2 separate regions of the Homo sapiens genome follow, and region 1 is linked to region 2. Evidence: read pairs that join two places in POLR2A ChIA-PET (ENCODE). Cell type or tissue: Panc1. All regions are shown on one strand. Each heading gives the region's core, and the rest is flanking DNA. Links, peaks and the distances in the headings are about the cores only.

Region 1 (5,772 bases), core at 1,182-5,181, 100 kb after region 2:
GCTGGTCTTGAAACTCCTGACCTCAAGTGATCGACCTGCCTCTGCTTCCTAAAGTGCTGGGATTCCAGGTATGAGCTACCTTGCCCAGCCCGCTCAGTCTTTTATAATGAGGCTACACTGTGATAAGAAATAATGGATTTTTTTAAAAAATGAGTATGGTAGTAAGCACTAGAAGAATTAAAAACAAATGACCCAAAATTGTAATTTCTGAGAACAAGGCTGAGGTTTGGGTTGGGATTAGGGAAGAGACTAAAGAAGTTTTAAGTGTTTTTTTGTTTGTTTGTTTGTTTTGGTCATTTTTTGTTTTTTATCAGTTTTGTACATGTATGTGGTCAGGAAGCCAAATAATTCTACAAATTCCCAGGGGCATTTAGTTATTTTTGAATGATTCTTTTGGTGTTTACTTCCATGTCGCTAGATAACAGTATTATATTACTACTTCTTACATGTTGACATCCCACTTACAGTAGAGAGCATAGCTGTCCCCCACCAGTATCGCACAAATACGCTCCCAGATCCCCCAACTTCCCTGTGTAATTTGCCATATCAGTCTCTTTTAAGATATGTCTTTCAGATTAGTCTGATTCCTCAGAGGAGGTTTTCCCAATATAAACCTCTACTCTTATGAGTTGGAGACAGTATCTAGGGAACTTCATTTTTTGAAGTGGACTTTTAACCAATCCTAATTTTAGCCTGGCGAGGAGACTTTTAAAAAATAGTGTAACATGCGGTTTGATTTTTTTTTTTTTCTTTAGACGGAGTCTCGCACTGTCGTCCAGGCTGGAGTGCAGTGGTGCAATCTCGGCTCACTGCAGCCTGTACCTCCTAGGTTCAAGTGATTCACCTGCCTCAGCCTCCCGAGTAGCTATGATTACAGGCGCCTGCCACCACGCCTGGCTAATTTTTTTGTATTTTTGGTAGAGATGGAGTTTCACTATATTGGCCGGGCTGGTCTCGAACTCCTAACCTTGTGATCCGCCCGCCTCAGCCTCCCAAAGTGCTGTGATTACAGGCGTGAGACACTGCACCTGGCTGGTTTGTTTTTTTTTTTAAACTTTGTCTTGTAATACTTTCATAATAGCAATGTTATTTCTTAAAATATCAAATCCCTATTGTGGAACTTGACTAATATTTATTTGCATACAGTAGTAGTATTATCACCGTTTACGTTTTTGTCTTTTCACTGTAGCTCTAATATGTTTTACAGCAGTTTCAGTTGCCTAAAAAACAAAACCTTTGTTGTTGTTTGGTAAAGTTTTTTTAACTTTATTGAAACACCTTATTTTATTTACTGCTTGGTAAATAAGGGTTGTGTGGGTCCATGCTCATATGCTGTATTGACCTGTAAATGGTTTTATAAACTTTTTGTATAAACTCTTAGAAATAATCTTTTTTGTAACTCTTAGAAATTCAAACTGGGGTACCCATAATATGAACCTCTTTTTAAAAAAAGATTGTATTCATTATTTATAATCAATAATCCTTAAATTTTGTGAGATTTGTGACTACATTGACTAGATAATATTGAGGTACATATGGGTGTTCTATGGTATGAAAAATACTGAGTAGGTACTCACCTGAAAAGTTTCTCAGGGACTTATTTTACTTATAAACTAGGGAATAATGTGCATTGTGGAATGTTTCTGGAACAATGTAATATGACAGCTTTTCTATGAACTTTGAGTTTGAGGATAAGCATGATTTGGATTCTTAGAATAGAAATGCCAAAAGCTGATGATTAGGGAGAGAAAACATGTGTCTGTTCATGTCTAGCTTACGCTCAGCAACAGGTAAAGGTGTGACTTTTAAAAGCCCTGAGCTAATTGTACTTTCCAGTCACCAAAAGTTTTATAGGAATATGTGATACTAGCATATGCAAAAACCAACAACCTATTTTACTGCTCCATCAGTAAGACTTTGTTCACTTGTTAGGACATTGCTCTGGTGGATCATCAAGATTGTAAGTGTTTAGGATACTGTTTTGGACTATGTTCAGAAATTCATTAGCTAATAGTCACAAGTGTTTTTTACACTTTCTCATGGTTTACTTGCAACTTCAGCTTACAAGGAACCTCTCAAGAACATGAATCCTTTTGATTCATCAAACCGTGGATTAAAACATATAGATAGCCTAATTGAGTTGCACTGCTCATTTTTAATAAAATGGCTTTTATGTTAGAATTGGGTTAGAAATAAGTCTGTGTCATAAAGATAAAATTTTCCAGAATAGTCTTGTGTAGGCAATCTCACTTAGTTCTGTGTGTTTTATCAATGTTCAACAGAAAGATCTATGAGATTTACGTATATGTACTTTGATGGAAAAGCCAGGAAGGAAGGTGCTCTTTAGCATTTGAAGCTAGTATGAATTTAAAGCATGGAACTGTTTGTTCTGGATTGTCTGGGTTTCAAAGGTTTTCGTTCAGCACTGCCCATTAGGGCTTTCTGTAGTGAAAGAAATATTCATACTATGCTGTGTAACTTGTAGCCACAGTGGCTGGTGGGATTGAAGAAGTGAATATTTAATTTTAGGTAATTTAAATTTAAATAATCATATGTGGAGAGTGAGTGCTTAGCTAGTGCAGTGTCTAGCAGTATCAAGAAACTGAGGGAAAACAAAAGTAATAAAAAGCACTGCATTAAAATAAATAGGACTTCTGACCCAAATTAGTTTGCTTGGCACAGCTTATAGACTCTTTACCCTTAATTTTCATCTTCTACTATAATGTCATCATAGATCTAACATCTTCATTTCTGAACCTTACTAGCTTTTTTTTTACTAGGATAGTAAGTTCACAACTTACACTAGAACTGACACTATTTTGATGTCTCTGGTTGATGCCTCCTATCTTCACCTCAACTTTCTTTTTTCGTCTAACTCCAGTACTTTCCACCAGTGAGAAAGGACTCTTATTTGCACATTGCCCAGTACATTTTTTTTTCCATTTGAGAAACTCCTCTAAATTTTTCTAAACTCAAATTATTAAGGCGTTTGTTCAGTTTACCCCAACAAAACCCACACTTCTAAGGGTGTTTTCAAGTGACCCATTGGCACTGTTACACTCTATATCTAGAATCTTATTGGTATTTAAAAATTGCAACTTTACCTTAAAAGTACCAGACATGATTCTTTTTCAAAGAAGAGGTTTTGCAAAAATTTCTTCTTTTAATTCAAAATATTAAAACATTAATATTTTTAAATTTTTTCTCCGAGTTTAAAAACTCATGTAGCATGCAGTTCATCCAGTTTGTGTCTTCAAGCAGAGCTGACTTTTTCCTGCAAAGTCACCTGAATTTTGAGCCCTTTGATCTCACAGATGAAACTTGTTTCATCTGTGAACCCGTTTCATCCATGAAACCCTGTCTCTACAAAAAGTACGAATAATTAGCCAGACATGGTGGCACACACCTGTGGTCCCAGCTGCTCGGGAGGCTGAGGTAGGAGGATCGCTTGAGCCTGGGAGGCGGAGGGTGCAGTGAGCCGAGATCACGTCACTGCACTCCAGCCGGGGCAACAGAGTGTGACGAGCTTTGGTCCTGCATAAGGCATGCCCAGATAAGATAGAAAATGTTTTAAAACATTGTTACAACTAAGTACCTCCTGTTCAAGTTGTAGTTAGTGAGTTAGTGGATTTTTTTTTTTTTTTTTTGAGACAGGGTCTCCCTATGTTGCCCAGGCTGGTCTTGAACTCCTGGCCTCAAGAGATCCTCCTGACTCGGCCTCCCAAAGTGCTCAGATTACAGGCATGAGCCACTGTGCCTGGCCCAGGAAACTTTGATACTGTGTTTTGGATGCTTCATCTTCTTTCAAGGTGAATATTCAGCTTCTCTGTATGTACTAAACTCTGTAATGTGTATGGCTTTCTAAAAACCATAACACTCAGAGCTTAGAGTTTCACATGTAGCTATACTTTGAATACTACTACAGATTACACAGAATGATATTGCATCCCCAGAGTTATCCATAAATGGAGTAATTCATCTTGAATTTTAGACTATAGTTCTTAACATGAAATCTAATATATCAAAATTTAAATGGTTTATCACATACAGTGTACTGAGCATAGTTGTCAACATATCACACAAAATGAAGAAAGATATAAGCATTCTTTTAAATGTTTTCTCTAAACCTGCTTTTAAAGACTTTTAATGCTAGTTCAGTACAACAAAAATCTTAAACCTTATAATAATTAGTAGTAATATGAGTTGGTCTGCATTACCAAGAAACTATTACAAGGAGATCAAAAGGAGATTTTTTTTCCCCTAGTAAATTGTTATTATGTCAAAAATTGACAGGAGTCATGTCAGTAATTTCTTACGTTAGAAGAGAGGAAGGAGATACAGTAGGTCATTCTATTTAGGGACTTTTTTTTACATTAGTCTTCCTGTTTTGCTGAGAAAGAATCAGTTATTTATCTTTTTTCTTTGTCATTGAGGAGGAAAACGTTACCAGGAGAAGCAGATTCTTAAATTATTATTTCATACAATTTTAGGAAATTGCTCTTGCTGTAAGTGAAGAAATTGTTGAATGCCCTGCCAAAAGGAAAACCTTAATTTTCACAATGGGCCATCTGTTTAACATTGAGGTGACCCCCTTTTTTTTTTTTTTTTGGAGACAGAGTCTTGTTCTGTCACCCAGGCTGGAGTGCAGTGGTGCAATCTCGGCTCACTGTAACCTCTGCTTCCCGGGTTCAAGCCATTCTCCTGCCTCAGACTCCTGAGTAGCTGGGATGACAGGTGTACGCCTCCACGCCTGGCTAATTTTTATATTAATTATTATTATTTTTTTAGTAGAGATGGGGTTTCACCATGTTGGCCAGGCTGGTCTCGAACTCCTGACCTCAAGTGATCCTCCTGCCTTGGCCTCCCAAATTGCTGGGATTACAGTCATGAGCCACCGTTCCCGGCCTGACCTTTCATTTTGTGTATTTATTGCAAGAGGGGCAAGATTCCCTCCTCCCTGGAATAGGGTCCTTCTCTGTGTTTCATAACACATTGAGTGATTTGAGTAACTTGCAAGGCTTTTTCCACCTGCCCCCACTTAGGTTCATAGATTTTTATTTGACTGCTTCTCTTTTGCCCCCATATGAAAAAGATTCTGTTTTGCCCCCATATGAAAAACCTAAGTAATAGTAACAAAACATTTTTGCATTTTTTCTTGACATGTAAATTTAGTGAATTTCTTTCTTTTGTAGGAGCTTCTTGGGTGCAAAGAGTTGAATCAGTCTTAATAATTTACTAACTCATTCATTTAAGAAATATTAGAAACCCTACTATATGTCAAGTATTCTGCTTGATACTAGATGTCCAGTTGTAAGCAAGCAGATGTGATTGTTACCCTCTGGAATTTCTAATCTAGTTCATGGCGCATTATCACCATCAATCTATGAGCATAGGCCCTGCTCTTGTTTTACTTAATTTCCTTTTTTTTTTTTTTCCCTTCAACCTCCATCCCCATTACCCCTTTGGTAAGCATATACTCTGACATATGTACCCTTAGAAATGTATTTGTCCTCAAAGATAATGTTTATGTCTGTTTTGCATGTATGTTAATGATATTATAGATCTGTTCGTACCTTACTTTTTTCACCCAATACCATTATATTTAATCCCTAGTCATCAGTCTTTGCTTCTGACTGTGTTAATTTTCTATTATCTGCATCCAACACATGCTTACTCATTTCCCCAGTTATGGAACCTATATTGCATCTCAGGCCCTGACACAAATAATACTTCAGATACACTTAAAGGACCTGTGCAAGTATTTCTTTGTAG
Region 2 (5,772 bases), core at 1,098-5,097:
CACTCCAAACTGTCAGCTTCGCAGCTTCCTAGGTGATGGGTTCAAGTAGTATGCACAAATGTGGCTTGTTGCCTCCAAAATCTAAAGAAGCCCCAAAAATGTTGTGCCCCCTTGTGATCAGTGCAAAGCAGGGCAAGTTACTTCTCACTCTTAGAAAGTGAGAGACTTACCCCAGGCTATTGCACCCCTCAAAACATTACACATACAGCAGGCTCCTGAATGTTCATGGACTCTATCTCCTATCCTCTGGCATGAATGTGACTTACTAAGACTTCTAGGATACTTGCTACTTTCTGTTCCCCAGTTCCAGTTAGCATTATGTCATCATTGTAAAAGATGAGAGTGACACGATGTAGGGTATCAAGTTGATTACAGGCCCTTTGGACTGTTTTATAACAGAGACCAGGAGAGTTCATGTGGCCTGGAGACAACTAAGTAAAGGTATAATGTTGCCCTGCCTTGAAAATACGAACTTCTTCTGATTTTTGTTAATTATGGAAATGGGGGAGAAAGGAATATGACAGGTCAACGACTGTAAATGGACACTAGGGCCGTATTGATTTGTTCCAGTAAAGATACTACATCCAGATCATTGTTATTTTTGCCATCACCATCTGTTTAAGTTTGCAGTGATACACAATCATTTTCCATTACCTGTCTGACTCTTACACTGGCCAAACAGGTAAGTTGAATGAGCATGTGATAAGGATCAAAGCACTGCATCTTTTAAGTGTTCAATGGTGGCACCAACCTCTGCAACTCCCCTAAGGATGGGGAATTGCTTTCAGCTTACCATCATGAAGGAGGGTGGTGGTGCGGTTCCAGGGTCTTCACTTGGCCCTTTCTACCATAGTAACTCTCGCTCCATAAATAGGTAACAAATATGGGCATCTGCCTGTTACTAAGTATATGTAGCCCCACTGTATATTTTAAGGCTGGGAAATAACCACAATGTGGATCCAAGGTCCTACTGGACCAACCGTAAGATGAACCTGGGCCCAGACTCCACCAGTTATCTGAATGGTGGACCCCACTGGCATTTTTCAGGTCTCCTAGGATAAATGTCAGTTCAGAGTAAGTATCTAGTAACTCCTGAGAGGGTGTGTTATTTCTCTTTGCTCTATGTATAGTTTCTTAAGTAAATGGCAGTAAGTTCTTCCAGGGAAGAGGAGATGGATCATTCATGATAAACAGCTATGCCTCTACTATAGCATCCGTCCTCAAAGGATCCACCCTTTCCCTCTGTTGAGGGGCTTTGGCTAAGATCTGGGACCTAAGAGGCCAAGATTTCCCATTATGTAGATTTGAGGTTTTCCCAGTATAGCCCCAATTTTTTCACCTGTATATATCAAGAAGAACTTCAGTAGTGACCACAGATTTCATTTCAAGAGATCCTATAATCATTTAGTTATTGCCACAGATGCCTGTGGGCCAAAAATCTCTAATTACCTCTGTCTCTGTGGCTTACTGTAGCTGGTGTACTCAACTGTCTTTGACAGTTAAATGCTGCCATTTGGCCTCAGGCCTCTGGGATCCCATAGTCCCATGAGATCAGAAAACCCAGTCCTTTTGCAATTTCCCCCAAGGTTATCTCTGGCCTCTCAAGGAGAGTCATCACCTTTTCAAGCAGGCTGGTATCTTCCCACTGATGCACTTCCTGCGGCTTTGGTGACAAGCAGATGAGAGGGTGGCTGAGTAGTTGTTTGTAATAGAGAAGCACTGCTCTTTGGTATGCCAGGGAAGTTCCAACATTTTGACCTAATTAACTATAGGCCATAAGCAGGTCATGAAACTGACTCAAACAAGATTGTGCATCAGAATCCCCTGGAAAGCTTGTGAAAACACAGATTCCTGCCCCCTACCCCATAACTCTGATTCGGGAGGTCTTGGGTGGGGTCTGAGAATTTGCATTTCTGAGTTCCCAGATGATGCCAACCCTGTTGTTTGGGAACACAGTGTGGAAGCCACTGTTCGATATTTCAACCTCATTATATCAGAGGCCTAGAGAAGTTTTTCTCAACCTTTAATATGCACACAAATCACCTGCGAGGCTTGTAAAATACAGAGTTTTGCTTCAGTAGGTCTGGGGTGGATTCTGAGATTCTAGGATTCCATTCAGCTCCCAGGTGATGCCACTGCTGCCGATCCACAGACCACACTGAGTTTCAAGGCTCCAGGCCATGAGTTCAAGCTCAATTAACCAAGGCCATGAGTTCAAGCTCAATTAGCAGATCATTAATGTCACTCTTGGGTGGCCCATGCAATACATTAAATCCCAACCCATCTCTGTGAGTGTGGCTCAATAAAGCCATGTATTTTTTCTCCTTGGTCTAAGATCCTTAGGATTCACTACCCCTTAAGGGCTCCCTAGGCTCCTGACAATACAGTTTCGTACAATCCCGATCTAAACTTCTTTCTGTGTACAGGCTATCACTACTCACTTCAGGACTAGCAATTCCTTTCAGTAAAGGCCTAGTAGTAATGAGGGGCAGGTGTTGGGTGGAGGGAGGTCCTGAGGGGCACTGGCCTCAGCTTGTGTGACAACTGCCCCAGGTGCAGGTATTGAAAAATTTTTATGTAGGTAAGAACTGCTTCTCTCAAATAGTGGAGGCAGAGCTCCCTCGCATAGCTAGGGAAGTCCAAGGGAGTCTGGAGTTTCAAAATTCTGCTTTACCCACATTGATCCAGCCCCTGTTTTAAGCTCCACTCCTCTACCAGTGCCCTCACCTTGGCAGAAAAGGCCTAGTGAAGTTGGTGTGCAACCCAATTAAATGTTGTTATAATGCTCAGCATTAGGAACTGGACGTGGCCCACGGTGTCATCTGCTCTGTGAGTATAGGAGACACTTCATCCTTCAAAAGCTGCCACTTCATCCTTCAAAAGCTGCCACCCAGGCTTTCTGATTATCCACTTACAATCTCAACTGCAAACTCACAGTTTCATTTTTCCTTTATTCTTCATATACTTTCTAGCACTGTCAAAAGAAGCCAGGTGGTCCCATGGTCTATATAATCATTACTAATCACCATAATGTCAGTGCCACAGTACTTGATCTTCCAATGCCTTGCCCTCTTCCTGCTCTTCATCTCATGCCCACACAGTGATAATGTGAATAACCATGATGCTGCCCTATGACAGGGGTTATCTGTGTCGCATTTACCACTGGCAAGTAAGTAAATGCACTATCCAAACCAAGATTCCCAATCTGAGTGTCTTTCTCCTGGGGCCACCTGTAGTAGCAATTTCTATGTCAGTCAAGATCCCACAGAGGCTAGATGCGGTGGCTCACACCTGTAATCCCAGCATTTTGGGAGGCCGAGACAGGTGGATCACGACGTCAGGAGTTCAAGACCAGCCTGGCTAAGATGGTGAAACCCTATCTCTACTAAAGATACAAAAATTTGCCAGGCATGGTGGCAGGCGCCTGTAATCCCAGCTACTTGGGAGGCTGAGGAAAGAGAATTGCTTGAACTCAAGTAGCAGAGGTTACAGTGAGCCGAGATCGCACCACTGCACTCCAGCCTGGGCAACAGAGTGAGACTCCATCAAAAAAGAAAAGAAAAGAAAAGAAAGGCCAGGCGTGGTGACTCACGCCTGTAATCCCAGCACTTTGGGAGGCCGAAGTGGGCGGATCACAAGGTCAGGAGATCGAGACTATCCTGGCCAACATGGTGAAACACTGTCTCTACTAAAAATACAAAAATTAGCTGGGCGTGGTGATGCATGTCTGTAATTCCAGCTACTTGGGAGGCTGAGGCAGGAGAATTGCTTGAACCAGGGAGTCGGAGGTTGCAGTGAGCTGAGATCACGCCACTGCACTCCATCCTGGTGACAGAGCGAGACTCCATCTCAAAAAAAAAAAAAAAAAGAAAAAAAATTCCAGAGAGAAATAGATGACATACTCTGGATAGCTTAAAGAGAGTTTAATAAAGGCACTATTTACAAGGATATGAGTAGGGCATAGGGAATTCGCTAAGCATGGTACCGTACCCTGGGGCTAGTAACAGCATGGCACCATTACCACTCAGCATTAATGTTAAAATAAAGATCATAAGATTGATAGAACAGACTCTTTGTGGCAATAAGATACCAAATTATAAACAGGACCTAGGCTATGCCAGGCAAGCGTTAAGTCATGCACTCCTACACTTAAAGGATAAACTGTGCTCTAACTGCCACAAGGGTTTTCTTTTTCTCTAGCAGCTAAAGAAATGCTAGTCTTGAGATAAGCAATAGTAAAAAAACGTTGCAGCTCATGCCAACCGTGACTAACTGAACCCCTGTTGCACCAGCCACAACTATAGCCTTGATTGGACAAGAGACTGGTTTCAATAACTTTCCCCTGATAAGACCACCGATTACGGACTGGTTCTGGCTGGTTTATGGAGGTTGTGCATTTATATGCGTTCATGTCCTGAAAAGACCTTCTGATGTGCAGGACCTAATTTTTAAATGTTACGTATAGGGCCTAACATTTAAATATTAAGTCTCCACCCCAAGGTGAACATGGGTTGTATATAACATGCATGCTTGTTCAATATGCATGCGTCAGGACCACCTTCATGAATATTTATAATCCTCCTGTAACCTGTTGAATATGTATGTTTAGCCAACCCATTCATCATAAAGCTCTTACCCTAACCCCTCCTCCTTCGAAGTGCCTGTCTCTGGTCTTGCCTGGAGGCTGTGCTTCCCAGCCTGCAGGATGCCACCTTGCAAGCTATAACTCCTTATAAGAAATAAAGTCTCCTCACCTTTCCAAACTTGTAGATTTGTGATTTTTTTTTAAGTTAACAGGTGGCATGTGCCTGTGGTCTCAGCTACTCATGGAGGCTGAGGTGGGAGGATCCCTTGAGCCCACAAATTAGGAGTTCAAGTCCAGCCTGGGCAACATAGCAAAACCCCATCTCTTAAAAAACCTTTTTTTATCTAAAAAAAAAAAAATAGCTGCCCTACGTGTTCTACCCAACTCCAACAGAATGACATCAAAGTAACTGGAACATAATGGCACAGAGCACAGCATTTCAAAAGACGGTATCAGGTAAAACTGACAGCATTTAATACAGCACCAGCTGAACAAAGATTTCGGCTCTCTTTGAATGATTTCATAGGTAGACATCAGCCAGTCCAGCCCGTGTTTTTGATGCACAGTGCTTAAGATGTGCTCCCTGAAGTGAGATCACCCAGCCTGTGGCTTTAAAGTGATAGCTGAGTGATGGATGGTAATTTCCCATCTATTATGATAAGACTCCCTTTCCAAAGGATTTTTCTGCATTCTGCTAAGTGACTCTGGTTTTCATTTCCCTAACACATTTTTCTTCCCTGAATGCCTTTCTGATATGCCTTGTTTAAATAGTCAGTGGCTTATTGAAATTTTCAGGGACTTGTTTCTGCCTGCTACAGAATGATTTTTTTTTTTTAATATCACCTTGATTTGTTAGGATGCATTTGACCTCCTGTCACTGACAGGAGAAGGGGTGAGGTCTTCTTCTGCAGACAGTAAAGAGCAGGCAGTTTTATTTCTCAGATCCTTTTACAAGATTTGAGGAGTAAGGAAGAGACAGCAGATGGTTTTGAAGAGATTCAATCACCCATGGGTACTGCTGCAGAATGTGGGTCCTGCAGGCACGCAAATATTCAAAACAAACTAAACCTTTAAATAAATAGAGACCATGCCATTACCTTCTCAATTTGGGACGATAGACATTGATATATACATTTTAACTTAATATCAACATGAAATCAAAGGGCTATGTTCATCTTTTAGTGACC

The links. ChIA-PET counts read pairs that join two places held together with the same protein. Peaks named below come from ENCODE experiments on the same cell type or tissue, not always from the same donor. Only the 100,000 strongest peaks of a DNase experiment are listed, where the experiment ranks them.
Region 1: POLR2A ChIA-PET joins it to region 2 with 5 read pairs; 2 of 35 experiments call an interaction of 5 or more read pairs at or near these places.

What each region holds. Positions count from the first base shown.
Region 1 is chr9:71,884,297-71,890,068 of GRCh38, reverse strand. The region is part of intron 1 of ABHD17B (abhydrolase domain containing 17B, depalmitoylase); the gene reads left to right. Among named protein-coding and RNA genes, the nearest start is that of ABHD17B, 24 kb to the left of the region's middle. In Panc1, for the core only: no CTCF peak of the experiment used is centred there; no DNase peak of the experiment used is centred there.
Region 2 is chr9:71,986,510-71,992,281 of GRCh38, reverse strand. No RefSeq gene overlaps it. Among named protein-coding and RNA genes, the nearest start is that of C9orf57, 71 kb to the left of the region's middle. RefSeq lists an enhancer at 1,172-2,371. In Panc1, for the core only: no CTCF peak of the experiment used is centred there; no DNase peak of the experiment used is centred there; H3K27ac peaks cover 3,957 bases.